2 separate regions of the Homo sapiens genome follow, and region 1 is linked to region 2. A link is an interaction called in ENCODE POLR2A ChIA-PET data of the cell type or tissue named here. Cell type or tissue: HepG2. All regions are shown on one strand. Links, peaks and the distances in the headings refer to the core of each region. The heading gives the core; the rest is flanking DNA.

Region 1 (2,913 bases), core at 205-2,704, 52 kb before region 2:
GTCCTAGCAACTGTGCTTAAAGGGATACACCTGCTTACAGGTGGTTAAGGGGAGATCTATTTCTATACATGGGACTGCCATAAATCAGAAGGAGATCAAAACATTTAAAGCCAACCAAGCAGGCAACATTTTTTGAGTAATTGAGGCTTGTTTTAGAAAACAAAAAATGTCTGTGTTAGTCCTTGTCTGTCAAACATTATTCTCTGTTTGATTAAGCTATACAAACAGCAGGACTCTGATGTAAGCAAGATTTTTTCTTTTTGTATGCTGTACATAAATGTCTTTAATCTTTTGAGTTAGGAATTTATTGGTGGAGTCTTCATGAGTAAATCCAGCAAATCTCTGAAATAATTTTCCCTCCAAAAGGAAATAGAGCAGGGAGGAGGCAGAGAAGGGTCAGTGAAACTCAACCCAAAAACAAAACAAAACACATTTTCCTGGAACAACAAAGTAGGTAAGAGTCCAGCTGACTTTTAGCCAGCTTAAGTCTGGGGTCTGGGTGAATGTGCCTTGGGTCAGGTGACGATAAAGGGACTTCAGACCAACTTACCAGCTGCAAATGAAAGTTCTTTCTTGGGATTTCAACAATAAACCAAACAAACCCACAGCACCATCCCCAAGTCTGCTATTCCAACTCCAGGAAAAGATTCCACACAGAAGGTCTGCAGAAGACAGTTGGACCTGGAATGGTTCTTCTTATTTTAACAAAAAGAGTGAAATGTGGATGCTTAAAATACACAAAAGGTTTGAATCTTGACTCCTGTGAGTCTTGACATTTGCATTTTATTCTGGGAATTTTCAAAGGATAACTGTGAGTCGTTAATCAAAGGACTTTTAGACATTGGGTGCATTTGTTTGCCATGGCTGTGTAACAAATTCTACAAACTGGGTGGGTTAAAGCACGAAAATTTTATGTCTCACAGTTTCAGAGGCTGAAGTCTGAGATGTAGGTGTTGCAGGGTGGGTTCCTTCTAAGAACCCACTCCATGCCTCCCCCCAGCTTCTGGTGTTTTGCTGGCAATCTCGGACTTTCCTGGGCTTGTAGACCCATCAGCCCGGCCTCTGCCCACGGTTGCACATGGCGTCCTCCCTGCATGTTGTCACCTTGGAGTGGGCCTACCCTATTCCATTATGACATCATCTTAAGTAAACACATCTGCAACGACATAAGGTCCTCTTTCCACATAAGGTCACATTCTGAGGTACCAGGGTTATGCCTTCAACATTTAGAAGTGGAGTGGGGCACAGTTCAGCCCACAACCATGGGTGTGGTAGTGTGTTTGTATGTGTGCGCAGCCACCCTCACCCTTTCTCCACCCCGCCTCCTCAGAGATGCCACACCCACTTCTCAGACTCCACTCTTCTCTCCCAGGAAGCCTGCTAGCACCCAGCCCGCCCCACCCCACAGACAAACACACACACCAGATACACACCACACACACACATCTCCACCACAGCACACCCGTGCACACATGCATCACACTACACACACATCACTAATACTACACACACAACCTGCACAACACATGCACACCACACTACCACATACATACCATACACACCACCACACACACATACACCACCACACACATACCATATACACCACCACACACACCACCACACACATGCAGAAACACATACCAAGCTCCCTTCTATGTGTTTTCGTAGTGTTTTAATTATAGCTCTATTGTAAGTCACCAAATTAAACGTTTATTATAGTTATTTATATTTCCTGCCAACTTCTTCTAATTTGGTCATTTAAGCAGCTGCTATGTCTGGTTAATTTTTGTTTCCCACAAACAAATCGGTGTCACATGCACAGTAGTCTCAATGAACATTAGGTGAATTAAACCGATTACAATGAAATGAGCGTTAATCTAACAGGCACAGAAAAGAGAATGAGTAACTGCACGGCAGTGGGAGCGTCAAGGCCAGGTTGGGGGTGGTGAGCTGCGCGTTTTCTCCCAAACTCCATGATGACAGTGGCTCGGCACCTCACCCCCTGTGCATAGGGATTGTAGTGTAAGCCTAGCTTCAGAGCCATTGCAGCAGGATGTAAGGTCCCCTCTGATGACAGCATTAAAGGACCCTGACCCGTAGGGGGAGTTCACCCACACTGAGGAGAGGCCGGGGCCACACTGCTAAGGGCCAGGCAAGACAGACCAAGGACTTGAATTCCACAGGAAGGGCACGGGGAACCACTACACGTCTTCCCGCGAGCTGAGGTACAATATGACTGAAGCTGCACTTTAATAATGGACCATTAGGCAAATTTATGTGCAAAAATCTCCACATTTTGCAAACAAGGCAGGTATGCGTTGTCTGGTTCATCGGAAATTCCATGCACAACTTGATGCGCTCACAAATTCGCAATTCAGAATTAATTGGTTTTAGGCCATGCATTTAGGTCAGATCACCCAGACATTCCATTTCATGTGGTGAAAAGAAATTAAGTCAATTTTCCCCCCGCCAGACCCTCGGCTCTCATCTCGCAGGCCTGGCGTGCGTCCCTCTGCTCGCACGGGGAGGAAGACAACCTTTAAAGGCATTCTCATTATTTCTCAGGGAGATGTCATTAAGTACTGTAAACATGTCCTGAATGAGTCCGTGTCACAAAGACGGCAAAGTGTTTATAGAATAAAAACCTATAAGCACCAAAATGAGATAAAATGGGGGAGGGGGAGAGAAAGAGGGAAAGAGAGATTTTTTTTAAAAAAAAAAAGGAAAAGGAAATGTCTTCCTGACCAAGTTCAGCTAAGGTGTGGACTATGTGGTAAATTTGCCCTAATGAGCTTTAACTACAAAAGAAAGCAGGGATGGAACCTACCTGGTCCATGGGCCCAACTCTCTGTTCCCAGGACCCTGGCAGACATCACTGACTCATCACGCCCATCTCCCTTCTGAATTCACCCC
Region 2 (2,913 bases), core at 115-2,614:
TCACAAATATGTCAAGGTAGGATGGGATAGGAAATGGGAAACTGTCACAGATGCGATAAGGCTCTTGACAGTGGAGAAGATGTGGTTTAGAATGCCTTTCACTGTTTTCTCAACCCTGGGTCATTCTTAACCTTCCTAAGGCTCTGGTTGCAAAGTGCAGGCGATGACCCTAACCCTATGAAATGCAGGCCGTTCACTCCTGGGGTCCCATGGCATGTGGCTCAGAGTGACTCAGAAATGCTAGAGGGCCCAGTGGAGTCTTTCTTTCTAGAAAAGCCTTGGATCTTGGAGAGGCCCTGGTCTCTGGTTCCACTTGGACCTTCCACAAGTGTGTAGTCCTAGGTGGGTTATATCACCCCTCTGTGCTTCACTTACTGCATCTGCTTCACTTACTTCTCTGATTCTATGCTTAAGAATCCGGACTTGGCTACTTCATCCTCTTCGTTACTCTGGTTGACTCAGGAACAGGTGCTAGAAGCTTCATGAGCCATGTGCTCCTAATGAGCGCTCACTGCCCGCCCTCAGAGTTTGCCAGCAATCCCAGCCCCAAGCAGCTGACCCTACACCCTAATCTCACCTTCAGCTTTCAGTTCTCCTGTTGGCGAGCCCTGGAGCAGGCGGAAGAAACAGCCATCTTATTGGGTGCCACTTCCCAATGTCAATCGGATCTCCTTTAAACTCAGCTATGGTCTGCTTCATTTTGAACTTAGGGTAAAATTCAAGACAGTTCAGCAAAGAAAATGGATGAAGGACGCAACCCTTTAATTCAGTTCACAACCCCTGAGGGTGGACAGTGGCCAGCCACATGCTGGCCCCTGGAAGGAGTGAAGGAAGTCGAACACTGTCTAGCAAAACAAAGCACATTTGGAAAATAAATGTCATTTAGGATACAACTACCAGGTGCACACTTCTCTTTATGTTTCAGTTCACTCTGCCTTGTACTTTAAGACACGTTTCCTCCGCTACATTGACCCACCTCCCACCTCGGCCGAGGAAAGCAGATGCCACGTAGAATGACGGTGATTCCTGCAAGCTCTATGAGTCAGGGACATATGGTGTCCCCACGTTCCATGTTTACTCTTGTACCTGGAGAGATTAGTCAGCCAGAAGCACAGAATCAGCCTGAATGCCATCTGGCCCTTCCCTGGAGCAGGCTGAAGGTGAAAAGTCAGCCCTGCATACCTTGATAGCTAGGTGAGGGCTGTCACCAATGGGGGTGGAAGTATCATCTCATGTTGTACCCACTGGCAGACTCATTTCTTCTGAGCAAGGGAGAACTGCATTCTGGAGAAAGGACACTGGCCATTCAGGCTGCAATTCGGGTTCCCCAGCCCTCCTGTGCCGTCCTCTTCCCAGCCATGAGACACCCGCTCCTGAAGATCCCCTTTCCCGTGGTCAGCCGGAGGCCCGGGAATGAGTCTAAGAGTCATTGGTATTCTGTGTTTTAGCTGGTGCTTTGTCAATGAAAACATTCTGGACTTTGGCCCCACATCTGCCTGCTTTTCAGCTCTGGTCCTGAGGTCTTGGGTAACCTTCCCAACCTCCCTAAATCTCCCTTTCTTTGTTTGTTAAATGACAATCCTCATAGGGTTGTTGCCTAGGATTAACTTATCTGAGATAATCTATGTAAAGCACCTGGATTTAGGAGAAATGCAATAAAAGTTAGTTCCCTTCCCCCTTGCCTTGGATTACATGGTTTTATTCTCTTCTGCCAGAGATTCCTTGGGGAAAGGAAAGCGATTGTGTAATTTGCTGTAATCCTAAGTGACGAAGTAAAGTTCTTATCAAAATAATTTTGATGTCCCATTGGCATGTCTGGGCCACGGAAATAATGACATGATGAAAATTAAGTTGACGCTATTGGCTGACAGAAAGAGCTTAGCTAGTCAGTACAAAGATAGCTAGACTGGCACCCAAGGAGCCCCGGATCTTCCCAACAAGGAGAAAAATTACACCCAGCTCTCTGGGGAGGCACTGGACTTTTGTAGGCCTACAAGTTCTCTTGAGTCACCAGCATTCCAGGTTCACTCCCTGGGGGCTCTCTAATCTGTGAGACCTGGCTATGGTTCTTAGCCCACCAGCCCCAGGAGAAAGACAGTTTGGCAGTGGATTTTATAACCAATCCCATACATGGAGCTTTTCCATAATTTATCTTGGGGCAATATATTAAGCCACAAGTTACGAAGTTCCAAATTATGAAACTGTCTCTACTGAATTTCCACCAGCCCAATGGGTGTCATTGTAGGATTTATATTTTTTTCTGGGAAGAATCATGTTGTCTTTAAAAAATAAAAAATAAAAAAAAAGAAAGCCTCTGCTTCGAATAGCTATCTCTCTTGCAGCCGTGCACTGCTGGCTGCACAAGGTCCTGGGTGCTGTTCTCTGGGTCAACTTCCCTGAGTCTGTTTGGAGAAATTGTGACATCTAACCAACTTCAGAGAAATCGATGAGGGCTGGAAGGGTGGACTTTGTTCCCCTGTGGTGTTCTAATGAATATTTTCAGGCTTAAATAACTGCCCAAAAATCAAAATCATTGATTTTTCCAAAGGGCAGATACAAGCAGATGGCCCCATCATAAAGGTACTTCCAATGGTTTTCCAGCACTCACTCTTTATTCTTCATGTTGAACAACTGCAATTCTGGAGACTGAAGAATGGAAAGGAGGAGGCTGGGTACAGTGGCTCCCTGCTCTAATCCCAGCTATTTGGGAGGCTGAGGCAGGAGGATCACTTGAACCCAGAAGTTTGAGACCAGCCTAGGCAACATAGAGAGATCTCATCTCTACAATAAATTTAAAAACTAACCAGGTGTGGTGGCACACGCCTGTGGTCCCATCTACTCAGGAGGCTAGGATGGGAGGATCACTTGAGCCTGAGAGGCAGAGGTTGCAGTGGGCTGTGATTGCATCACTGT

The links. Peaks named below come from ENCODE experiments on the same cell type or tissue, not always from the same donor. Only the 100,000 strongest peaks of a DNase experiment are listed, where the experiment ranks them.
Region 1: POLR2A ChIA-PET joins it to region 2 with 13 read pairs; 2 of 35 experiments call an interaction of 5 or more read pairs at or near these places.

Annotation. Positions count from the first base shown.
Region 1 is chr20:22,470,459-22,473,371 of GRCh38, forward strand. LOC105372563 (a long non-coding RNA gene) reads right to left here and starts at 1,080. Exons shown (of 3, transcript XR_001754711.1): 1 at 922-1,080. In HepG2, for the core only: a CTCF peak has its summit at 2,090; DNase peaks (open chromatin) are centred at 223, 1,163 and 2,093.
Region 2 is chr20:22,522,771-22,525,683 of GRCh38, forward strand. It overlaps LOC105372564 (a long non-coding RNA gene), which reads right to left and starts at 1,420. Exons shown (of 3, transcript XR_937341.3): 1 at 578-1,420. In HepG2, for the core only: no CTCF peak of the experiment used is centred there; DNase peaks (open chromatin) are centred at 1,081, 1,491 and 2,431; H3K4me3 peaks cover 1,632 bases.